Linked DNA regions of Homo sapiens: region 2 is linked to region 1. The links are chromatin loops, found by intact Hi-C in ENCODE. Cell type or tissue: heart right ventricle. All regions are shown on one strand. Each heading gives the region's core, and the rest is flanking DNA. Links, peaks and the distances in the headings are about the cores only.

Region 1 (5,394 bases), core at 203-5,202:
CAAAAGTTACTTTGTAAGTAATTTTGGAAAACATCAAGCTATTTGTTTACTCATACTATCTTTATTATTCTTTAAAAGCTCTCTCCTTCAAAACTTCATCATGAGAGTTAATAAATTTTTGAAGATGAGAGATACTGCATACAAAGCTCTTAGCATCATGCCTGGCACAAAACAGTTTTAAAATTTCTAAGCATACATATTTACAGAAATTAAATAACTTGCTTAAAGCAAGCTATGAGTTGTTGAAGAAAGCAAGGTGTGACTGTTAGAATCTAAGAGGAATATTAAAGGAATCTAAGAGGAATAAGCTCCTTAAGGTTCTTCTAACTATTAGAAAATTATAACTCATAATGTGACCTTAATTTATGTTTTGCAGGCAGAAGCAACAAATTACCCACCTGCATGAGAGGATAAGGGATAATGAATTACGGGCTCAACATGCCATGTTAGGACATTATGTAAATTGTGAGGATTCTTATGTGGCTAGTTTGCAGGTAAGATTACAGAGGATTTTGTAGCTGTTTTAGTAGTAAAGCTTGTGTTAATAATATACTTACCTTGTAATATAAGGACATTTTAAATCAACTTAATAATGTATTCACATGATTTATATTTATTTATATGTGTGGCAAAGAGTGTCCAACTACAGCCTTCCATCTGTCCAGATTGCACACCCCTCTCCACACACATACAGGAACTACTGTTGTCAGTTTCTGGTGTATCCCTTCCAGAGTTGATGCATATCACAAGCAGATATAAGTGTGTTTTATCCTTCTTCTGCATTTAAAAAAATATAAGAATATGTACATTATCTGGCACCTTGCTTTTTTTTAAATGTTATATACAATTATATAACACACAGTGATTATTTCTCTATCATTACCTAGATAACACCCCTTTCCCTTGCTTTTGCAGTTACACGATCTTCTGTTTTATGGAGATAGCATAATTTATTCTACCTGCCCCCTACTCATCAAAATTTGAGTTGTTTTCAGTTTAGGGTTATTGTAAATGATGCTGTAAAGAATAACCTTTTATAAATACTGTTTTGCTCATATGCAGATATTCTTGTAAGTTACATTTCCAGAAGTGAAATTTCTAGGTATTGAGTTTGTGATTTTTACTGATACTGTCAAATTGCTCTTTAGGAGAGCAGTGTATAAGAACTCTCACCGTCCCACTCCCCAACTCCCAGCCATGCTAACAGAGTGTGTTATTAAACTTGGATTTTTGCCCTTCTAGTAGGTCTATATAAAAGAAAGGGGAGATTTATCTCCTTATGGTCATATGGTTTTAATATGTATTTCTCTTAAGAGTGATGTTATATTTCTTTTTATAAATTTAAGGGCCCATTCACATTTCTTTTCATATCCTTTGATCATTTTTTATGTTAGGTTGTAGGTTTTTGCTTATTGTTTTTTGGAGCCCTGTATATATAAAGGAAATTAGCTTTTTGTCTATAATTTAATTTGAAAATAAATTTTCCAATTTTGTCTCAATATTTTGTTTATATTATTATTTCCTTTTCCTCTATGTAATTTTTTCTACAATGAGGTCTGATTCTAATGAGTATTTTATAAATGAATCTCACCTTTACAAATGAGCCTATTTAACCAAACAGTGACATAACATCCACTGTGTTAAATTCTGATGTCACAAAAGTGAAAAATAGTTCCTGCTTTCATGGATCTCAAAACTTACAGAGGGAGAGACCATATAGGAAAACAAGTTTGTCTATTCCTTCTAAATTTATTTGTATTCACTGTAGGTAAGACAGTGTCTACGCCATATGAATAGAAATGTAAATGAGGTTAATTTTGCCCATAAGGAGAGTATAGTCTAATTGGAACACAGATATAGAGTCTATGAGGCCCGTTAACAAAATTTATATGACTGGAATGGCTACTTTCCTTAATTATTACTCAGTTTTAAAAAGAGCTTCCTTTAAAACTTGTTTGCATGTTTATTTTTATATAAACTTTATATTGGTTTATTTCCCAAAGAAAAAGACTGTTGGCGTACTTATTGGGATCTAAAGTGAGGCCTGATAACTTTGTGGTGGTATATACTTCTATTTGTGGATGTTGTTATTGTTGTTCTCTTCATTACGGCCTTTATTCCTAGATTTTAAGTTAAGTGGAATTGTTTCCTTCATCATATCTTCAAATGTGATATTTATAAATACTAGAGACATTGGTATATTAAAATCAGGAAATATTGATGAGAAAATAACTATCAGATTTTCTTGAGGCCAGAGGCATTTAACATAGAGACTCCAACTTGCCTTTTATACTTTAGTTATGAATACATCATGTTATAATTTGGTCTCATCTTGGACTTCTGTCACATGATAGCAAGGCTTTATAATGAGTACTGAGAATAATGTACAGTTATTTGAAAATGGTATTTCTATACTATGGAAGTAGTGTATCTTGCTTTGGTAACAGCATTTTAGTAGAATTGTTCAATTTCTCTTTAACATTCTGTCATTCGGAATAAAGGCTTTAATTATATAATTATCATATTATCGAAAGCATGTAAAAAATAGGTATCTGAAGGATGAAGCAAATGTTCTTTTGACACAGCATCAGGCCAGTAGAGGGCTCTCCAAGCCAGCGTGCAAGGACAAATAAAAATATTAGTATTTGGAAGGATATGTAAAAGGGGTTGTTAAAAATATTAGTAGGATTTTGAAGTATGTGAGGAATTGAAATATTATTGAGAAATCTGATTTTAAAAGATGAGAGCAATTTGTAAAAGAGAATACAAGGAAAATCTTAATACTAAATGGGTATGATAAATATATAAGATAAACTTCTATCAATGGATAGATACAGAGAGCCAATAAAATGGTGAGGGTTAGAAGAAACAGCAGATAGAGTAATAAAATATTTCTTTAGCGAAGGATTTTTTTAACTTTGGATCTTTGAATGATGTAATTTTTTATGCATAGCATTTTGTATAGGTACATTTTTCTGATCCATAACATATTCATCCTAATTCTATAGACACTAGACAAAGAAAATTATGCTTTTAATAATAATTATTGAAATTAATGTGTATTCTAGAGTAAATAAGTCAGTAAAATAAAAGTAACATTTTTAAATGAATTTATAGATGGAAAACATACTCTTAATAAGTAACTTCTATTTTCTTATTAAAAATTTGACTAACCTTACAATTAAGATGACCTTAGAAGTAGATATCACTCAGTCTCATAGGTAGAGAATGAGAACCATGTCTTTATTCTAAAATCCAAACTTTCTGGATAGTTCTAATGGTAGATTGGTAGAGCCAAGGAATAGTTTGTATTTCCATTTATACCTAAATTTCCATCTGTGGTTAACAGGACTTTGTGGAATAAACCAAATATGAAGGACCCTTTTTCTTTACTTAAATTGGAGAAGAAAGAGGTCTCTTCTTTCTGTATATATGTGTACCTTGGAAAGATCAACCAAATAATAGTTACTATTATTAAGTTTCATTGTTGCATCATTTCTTTTCTTTCCATTTTATTCTTTTTCTTTCCATTTATATCATTTTTTTCTATTTTTTCTTCAATTGGTTTGTTTCCACCACCAAGTCTGTACTAATGAACATTTAATAAAATGAATCCCACCTTTGCAAATGAGCCTCCTCAACAAAACATTAAACATCTAATGTGTTAAATTCTGGGAACACAAAAGCAAAGAATGGTTTCTGCCTTTATGGAACTTAAACCCTACAGAGAGAGTATACCAAAAAATATATTTATCCATTTCCTTAAAAATTGTTTATCTTAACTATGGATAAGGTTCCATTTATGCTGTAGCAATAGAAATGTGAATGAAGCTGGTTTTGCCCTCAAGGAATGTGTAGTCTAATGGAGAACACAGACAAGAGATAGTTGCAGTGTGTTGATTCGCACAGGGTTTATGTATGAAGTGCTGTGGGAACCCCAGCTATGAACATAGAAGCTAATCTTCCAAAAGCCTGGCCAGGCTTCCTGTAGGAAGTGATAATCTAGTTTGAGAACCTGATGAACTAAATGAATTGAGCCAGGTGAAGGGGGTGAAGGAATAGTGTTTTGAGGCATAGTGTATGGCATATGGAGAAGCTTAAAGGAATGATGAGAAATATAATGCATTTGGAAAACTACAAATTATTCTGTGTGGATGAAATGTAATGTGAGAGAAAGGTAGTGGTAGATATGTGGTTGAAGAGGTAAGCAAGGGCCGAGTGATATCAATGACCTGAGGTGTAAAGGTTTGCTTAGGGCTGGCCCAGTTTATGCCTGCTGTGCTTATAAATTTATTAATAGTGCCATCTTTCACCTCCAAAGTATCCTAGTTTGGTTACTCTGATGGCATAATAGAGATTGGATTTAAGGTAGATGTTATTGGAGGCAGGGAAACCAGTCAGGAAGCTGTCTCAATAGTCCAAAAGTTATGTGAACATTTGAATTTTATCTGTAGTGGTCAGAATGAGAAGAAGACTGTTGATTAAACATCTGTATGACCAAGCCATGGTAAAATGGGCCAGATTTAATGACATATTTAATGTGGTGAGAGAATGATTGCCTAATTTCATACAGCAACAATTGATTGGTTTATAGAGATTACTATGTTAAGGATCTGTTTAGAGGAGAAAAATAGTGAGTTAAACTTACACATTGTAAATTTGGGGTTGAGTGAAGAATGAGGGTAATATTTGTGGGTGCAGGTCTGAGCCAGAGATAAGAGATTTAGGTGTTGTCAGTCTAGGTGGGTGGTTATTAAAGCCTTGGGCATGATCAGGTATTCCAAGGGAGGATTTGTGCAATGAGAGGAAAATGGGATCCAGAACTAGAAACAGGAAACAGCAGCATTTTAGAAGGTAGCAGAAGAGCACAACTTGTGAAGGAGCCTGAGGGAGTTGTTCTAGAAAGGAAAGCAAGCAAGTGTTTTTCCATAGAAAGGGAACCGTTGTATAAAAGTCAGAGAAGGCAGATAAAGGTTGAAAAGATGTTACTAAATGTAGAAATTAAAACATCTGACCTCAGATTTTTGTTTTTCTATATGATTAAGTTCACATAGAGTTTCAACTACAGCTTGTCTTGCTACAAAACACATTTCTATGGTGCAAATTTGCTCATACACAATTGGTAAATAGGAGAATGATGTCTGCTTAGTTTTCTAGATTGGTTCATAAGTGCTTTCCCCCACCAACTCCCCAGGCAAGGGGAGTTAGAATATGGTGAATAAAATTAAAATATTTGGCCAGCAAAGCAAAAGGCTTAGGGTTACCTACTACATTAGCAGAAGCTTTTTCCAACTTACATAAGAAAATTGTAAAAGAGTACCTGCCCTTTGGGTGCTCTTCCTTGAGAAGTGCACTTCCTTCTTTATAGACTTTCAGTTCACGCCAGGTTATGCT
Region 2 (5,394 bases), core at 98-5,097, 200 kb after region 1:
CATCTTAGGTGTGAACCTGCCTCTACTACAGCATATGGAGGTAGAGAGATGAAGAATGAGCGCTTTATAGTTATCACTGCATTCTAACCACCAAGCTGGCTTCAAATCTCAGCTCTGCCACATTCTAGCTGCAATTCTGGACACATTTCTTAACCTTTCCAGGTCCAGGCTTCCTTCTCAGTAAAGCACACCTACTATAGGGTGGTTAAAATATTAAATTAGATAAGGCATGTAGAACACTTATAGTTCCTATCTTGCTGTAAACATTCAATTCACATTAGCTTCATTCTTATTATTGTTTTTGTTATTACTATAGCACTTATTTTATCATAGTAATACTGATATATTTTATAATAATCTGATATAGTCATTGATTACATTTTCTTTTTTTCTTTTTTTTCTTGAGACAGGGTTTCACCTCTGTCACCCTAGGCTGGATGCAGTGGCACAATCATGGTTTACCGCAGCATCAATCTTCCAGAATCATGTGATCCTCCCACCTCAGCTTCCCAAGTAGCTGGAACTACAGGCGCCTGCCACCATGCGTGGCTAATTTTTGTATTTTTTGTAGAGACAAGAATTTTGCCATGTTGCTCAGGCTGGTCTCGAATTCTTGGGCTTAAGCCATCCACCTGCCTTGGCCTCCCAAAGTGTTAGGATTACAGGCGTGGGCCATCGCGCCTGGCCTAAATTGTCTTTTTTCAATAGTCTCCTGATTATGAGGTTGTGTTTTGTCTGACCAATGTCAAGTACAGAGCCTGGCACCATGTAGACATCTACTAAGTATTATCTGCTATTTTTTTTTTATCTTGAATGAATAATGGGGAAGTTTCAGACTAAAGAAAGAAACATAATAAAAAATCAGCCTGTACCAGTGGAGTAGTTCAAACTTTTTAGCTTTAAACTAGATAATGCAGTGCCTTTCTACTACATAAAATGCTCAACAAAAACCCATTAAGAAGGAAGTCATAGTATGAATCTACAATCATTGACTCCAAAAATCATCTTCAAACCTGGGGTCATTCAGAGGAGTATGATAGGACAATGAATTGGAAGAGACAATGAAGAAAGCTAGAGTCTGGATAGAAGACTCAGGGCTGCTGATCAGTGGATTGGCATTGGAGATGTCATAAACTTGGGGTGGGCAGGATTTGGCAATTGAAATAATGTAGTGGTAGAGACAGGAAAGGATTGGATACAGAGTATCCAGGTAGAAGGATTGGATTCCTCTCCATTTATGATTTTAGACTTGATCAATATGACAAAGAATATACTGTTAAATTTTGTAAATCTAATGCCCTCGCTATTGTAATGTACTGCTTAAAGGATCATCCCTTTTTTGGACATGGAACCATCAGGTTGAGCGAGAAATTCCTTACAGAATTGTTTTCTTGGGACACAGCTTTAGCATAATAACACATAGTTTATTTTTAATGCACTTCTATTTAATTCATATGGAATTCAGTCAAAAAATAGCTCCAAAGATAGATAGCATGGGATTTTATATGGTGGAAGTATCTTGGAAGTCACCCAAGAGGCTTTATTAATAAATGGTAGAGAAAGTTTTCATTTTAAATACAAGTCCAAAAAGACAGCAGTCAAGCAAGCATTATGATTAATCAGGATAAATGCTGAATGTTATAAATGTTGACAGAAAGGTTTTATTTTTTTAAAAAAAAAGTAAAAAAAGTTTTATTTTTCCTTCTTTTTAGTTTAATTAAGAAAAAGAAAATTGAATCAGGGCTAATAGAATGATCCCCTATTCTGGATGGTGCACTTATCTTGTAGAACATTCATTTAAAAAACCAATCAACCAGACAAAAGTATTGTACAATCTAGGCTACTTACTAACTGCAAAGAAATACTTATTTCTATCTCCCCAAGGAAAGACATCAGGAACTTCTCTGGAATGCTATATGAGGACTGAAAGCTGTCTCTGAGTTACAGGTAAGGGAAGCTCAGGCAGAAGGTGGCTGTCTCCATTGGAGAGCAGGGGCTGCTTGCTGTCCAAAGTGTACTTGGAGGTCTTCTCCTTTGCAAACTGTAGCCATCAGAATATGCTGTTTGTTCTGTGCCGCAGACATAGTTTTTCCTGCATTTTATCTAACTGGAAGCTCTAAGAATCTGAGAAAGGATACATCCTATATTAACAGGATCATACTGCAGACACTGCTTACTTTGCTGCTGTCTTTTTCTACCTTCATGAATCTCTTTGAGAACACAGGTCAGAAGGCACTCACTGCACATAATGAAAATCCCCGAGTGCTGCTTAAAACAATCTGACTGAGACACAAGCTATTATACAGGACGAGGTGGCTTGGAGGATGGATAATAAGCCTGTACAAAGCTCTTTAACTTCCAGACAGAGTTAAACCTAGCTCTTAGAAAGCTGGCCTGTCAGTTTGATTGCTATTTGGTTGATGTGGCATTCAGCACATCACAGACCAAATTTTCATTTTATTTTTGGCATTTAACTTCTAAGTTGAATTTTAACAAACTAATGACTTCAATGGACTTAAATCTATACAAGTAGAAAACCATGTGGTTTGAAAGTCATTTCAAAGTACATTTATAAATACATCAACTAGACTATGTGAAGAAGAGGGCAATGCTTCAAGGGCAACTTTCTTTTTCTAGCTTGACTGAAAACATGGCAGAGGTCAGCAGAGGAGAACATGGGTGATCCCTAGAGAGGCACAAAGTGGACTCTGGGTTTCAGCTCTACTTTTATTGAATGCATGTACCAAGTACTTCTATATGGTGGGCCTGGTTTTTTCCTTTTTCCCTGGGAAGTGTACCTTAAAGAGTCCCTTTAAGCATATGTCTCTGTGTAATACAGCTTTTAAAGGCTCCTAGCCTGGTGTGGTAATGCATGCCTGTAGTCCTAGCTACTCAGGAGGCTGAGGCAGGAGTTTGAGGCTGCAGTGAGCTATGGTCCTGCCACTACACTACACCTGGGTAAGCTGTCTCTTAAAAAAAAATACACACACGCACACACACACACACACACACACACACACACACATCTACAGGCCCCTTCTGGTGACCTGATACCATCTGCCTTCTGAAATTGCATTCGTATAATGAATGCTTGTTTTCCTTGAGCACTGTGAGTAGCCTGAGAGAACACTGCCCCTGATGGCTTCTCATGTACCACACATGAGCTAAGGCCAATGCTTTCAAGCCCTCAGATGTTCCCAAGGCTATCTATGATGAGTGGAGGAAGCAAACACCAAATATTTCACACCGTAGCTCAAGGGTGCTATTATTGTTAAACTTCAAAAGACATGTTACCTTTTGGGGCTCTATTGGATATAAGCCTGCCATTGAAACAGATGTACTACTTGGAAACATGATAATGGCAAGAGTTGAAACTGGTCCATGAACTGCATAAGGGGCTGCACAGAAATGAATACAAGGATATTTCTAAGTGTTATTAGACATGACTTCTGATGAAAAGGTATTTCGCATATATGAAGGATATGTGGCCATCAGGTGACCATAATAACCATGTCCTTTCTAGTTGTTATTCAGTTTATTTTAAAAAGACACAGATGTAATTAAACTTTCCCATATTTTTAACTCTTTGGCAGAAAACATCTATAAGGGTAGAGTCTTGGAATCTGCAAATTTAACAGTTGCTTCAAAATCAATGCAACCATGGGTAAGCAGGAAAATACCTGGCAGTGATTGGCCATTCTCAAGGTTATGTAGCACAGCCCAGAAAATGTGGGTTTCGGAGCTAGTAGGGAGAATTTCCATGTAGAGCGACTGGTCTGTTAATTTCAACAGGCACATTATTCCTGGGAAAAATGAGACTTTTAATTAAGTTTGTGAAAACTGTACTGCTTATTCTTTGCCATGTAAGACAAAGTGTCCTTTACTTCCCTACTCTGTGAAATAAAACGCACACATGAAAATAAATCAACTTGCACGCTAACCATAACTTCTAGATCAAGAAGGAATAAATGAGCCCAATTCTGTTTAAATTGGAAGAAGATTACCAGTTTGGCAGTCCTGGGTACCAGAGTAGTTTTAAAGATCCATCAGTGACTAAATGAAAGTAACGTGAATTAAGAGTAAATCATTCATTCAATGTAATGCTGCTATAGTGAAGAATAACTAAAAGGGGAGTCCCACTTTATATGTGAATTAAAGGGTGGACCTTTCGGCAACTGTCTTCGAAGAAATGAAGCCAACCCTCTGCGTGTCCTTATAGGGAGGGAGAGGACAATTCAGCATTGACAATACAGCTCAACTCTTGGCAGTCCTGTGCTTCTCAGAGGGCTGAGGATCATACCTGGAGCTTGGGTACAATTGCTTGGTGCAGGACGAAAGGATGTTGGTTAGTGCTGAGCGTGCTGTAAGCTGTGGCCTGTAACGGTAAGACCCTGGGACGAAAAGCTCTGCCAGGTCCTGATCTATTGCCACTGGGCCCGAGCCAATTGCTATTCAGGCCAAGACAACTAGACGAACCTGGCTCCATGGAAAAACGAACACAAACAAGTTGATGCCTGACCTCCTAATTTTGGCTCTGCACTAGACCAACAAGATCATTTTTATTATTATGAAGTGCATTAAAAATGCAAAAGTTCGGCTTCTGAGTTTACTGAACTGGAAATAAATTGCCAGAAGAGACCAGAGCTTTTTCAGATACTTTCAAACTCCTCAATTATTGCTCTGTCTCCTTTCTCATGTCCCTTATTTCTCCTCTTTTTCTTTTTTTCCTTATTTCCTTTTCTGTTAGGAAAAAAAAAGGACTAAATCTTTCTGGTTAAATATTGTGATATTTTGCTCTTCTAGGTCATTCAATGCAAAATATTAAACATGGGAAAGCTACAGAATCTACTGACAAATACCAAAATCAGTTGTCTTTAGAGAGTAAGAATAATGACCCCCACAAACCCCTGCCTCTCCTTCTTTCTCCAATTTGAGAATTTGAATCTCAATTCATGTTAATTTAATCAAGACAAAAATAAACAAACGAGTGCCTTAGTCAGAATGCCAAATGGATTCTGTATTCGTATCAGAAAACCAAATCATTGCTAAGATTTAAATACTTGGGAAATGATTTATTCTCCAAGCATTGTGTTGTTAAAGCAAAGAGAAGTAGCAACCATGGCCCTTGGCCTCTGTGTGCCTACACTATCACCCAGGGCAAGGCTGTGCTCTGAGCTGCTATCCCAGTTTGGTTTATGAGGCCTTCTGTTTAGTTTGCAAAACCAATTCATTTGGCAGTATAATTTGTGCAGCCAATCACATCTAAGGCCAATAAGAGCTCTTTTATAGGCAAATATCTTCCCCTGTGGGTAATTTCACACATGAATACAGCAATCGGGAGCTAAAAATGGATTTCTGCCATTATCTTCTATATGACAAACAGACAGTTTCACT

Evidence for each region. A loop is a pair of places that touch in the nucleus more often than their neighbours do. Peaks named below come from ENCODE experiments on the same cell type or tissue, not always from the same donor. Only the 100,000 strongest peaks of a DNase experiment are listed, where the experiment ranks them.
Region 2: it touches region 1 in a loop (3-fold over the local background); 3 of 110 quality-filtered maps call a loop at or near these places.

Annotation. Positions count from the first base shown.
Region 1 is chr6:118,506,398-118,511,791 of GRCh38, reverse strand. CEP85L (centrosomal protein 85L) reads left to right here. Exons shown (of 13, transcript NM_001042475.3): 5 at 377-494. Among named protein-coding and RNA genes, the nearest start is that of PLN, 39 kb to the left of the region's middle. In heart right ventricle, for the core only: a CTCF peak has its summit at 2,596 (motif pointing right); a DNase peak (open chromatin) is centred at 2,604; H3K4me3 peaks cover 908 bases; H3K27ac peaks cover 5,000 bases.
Region 2 is chr6:118,306,801-118,312,194 of GRCh38, reverse strand. The region is part of intron 7 of SLC35F1 (solute carrier family 35 member F1); the gene reads right to left. It overlaps LOC124901387 (a long non-coding RNA gene), which reads left to right and starts at 1,728. Exons shown (of 2, transcript XR_007059723.1): 1 at 1,728-1,947. In heart right ventricle, for the core only: a CTCF peak has its summit at 3,141; a DNase peak (open chromatin) is centred at 4,424; H3K27ac peaks cover 4,481 bases.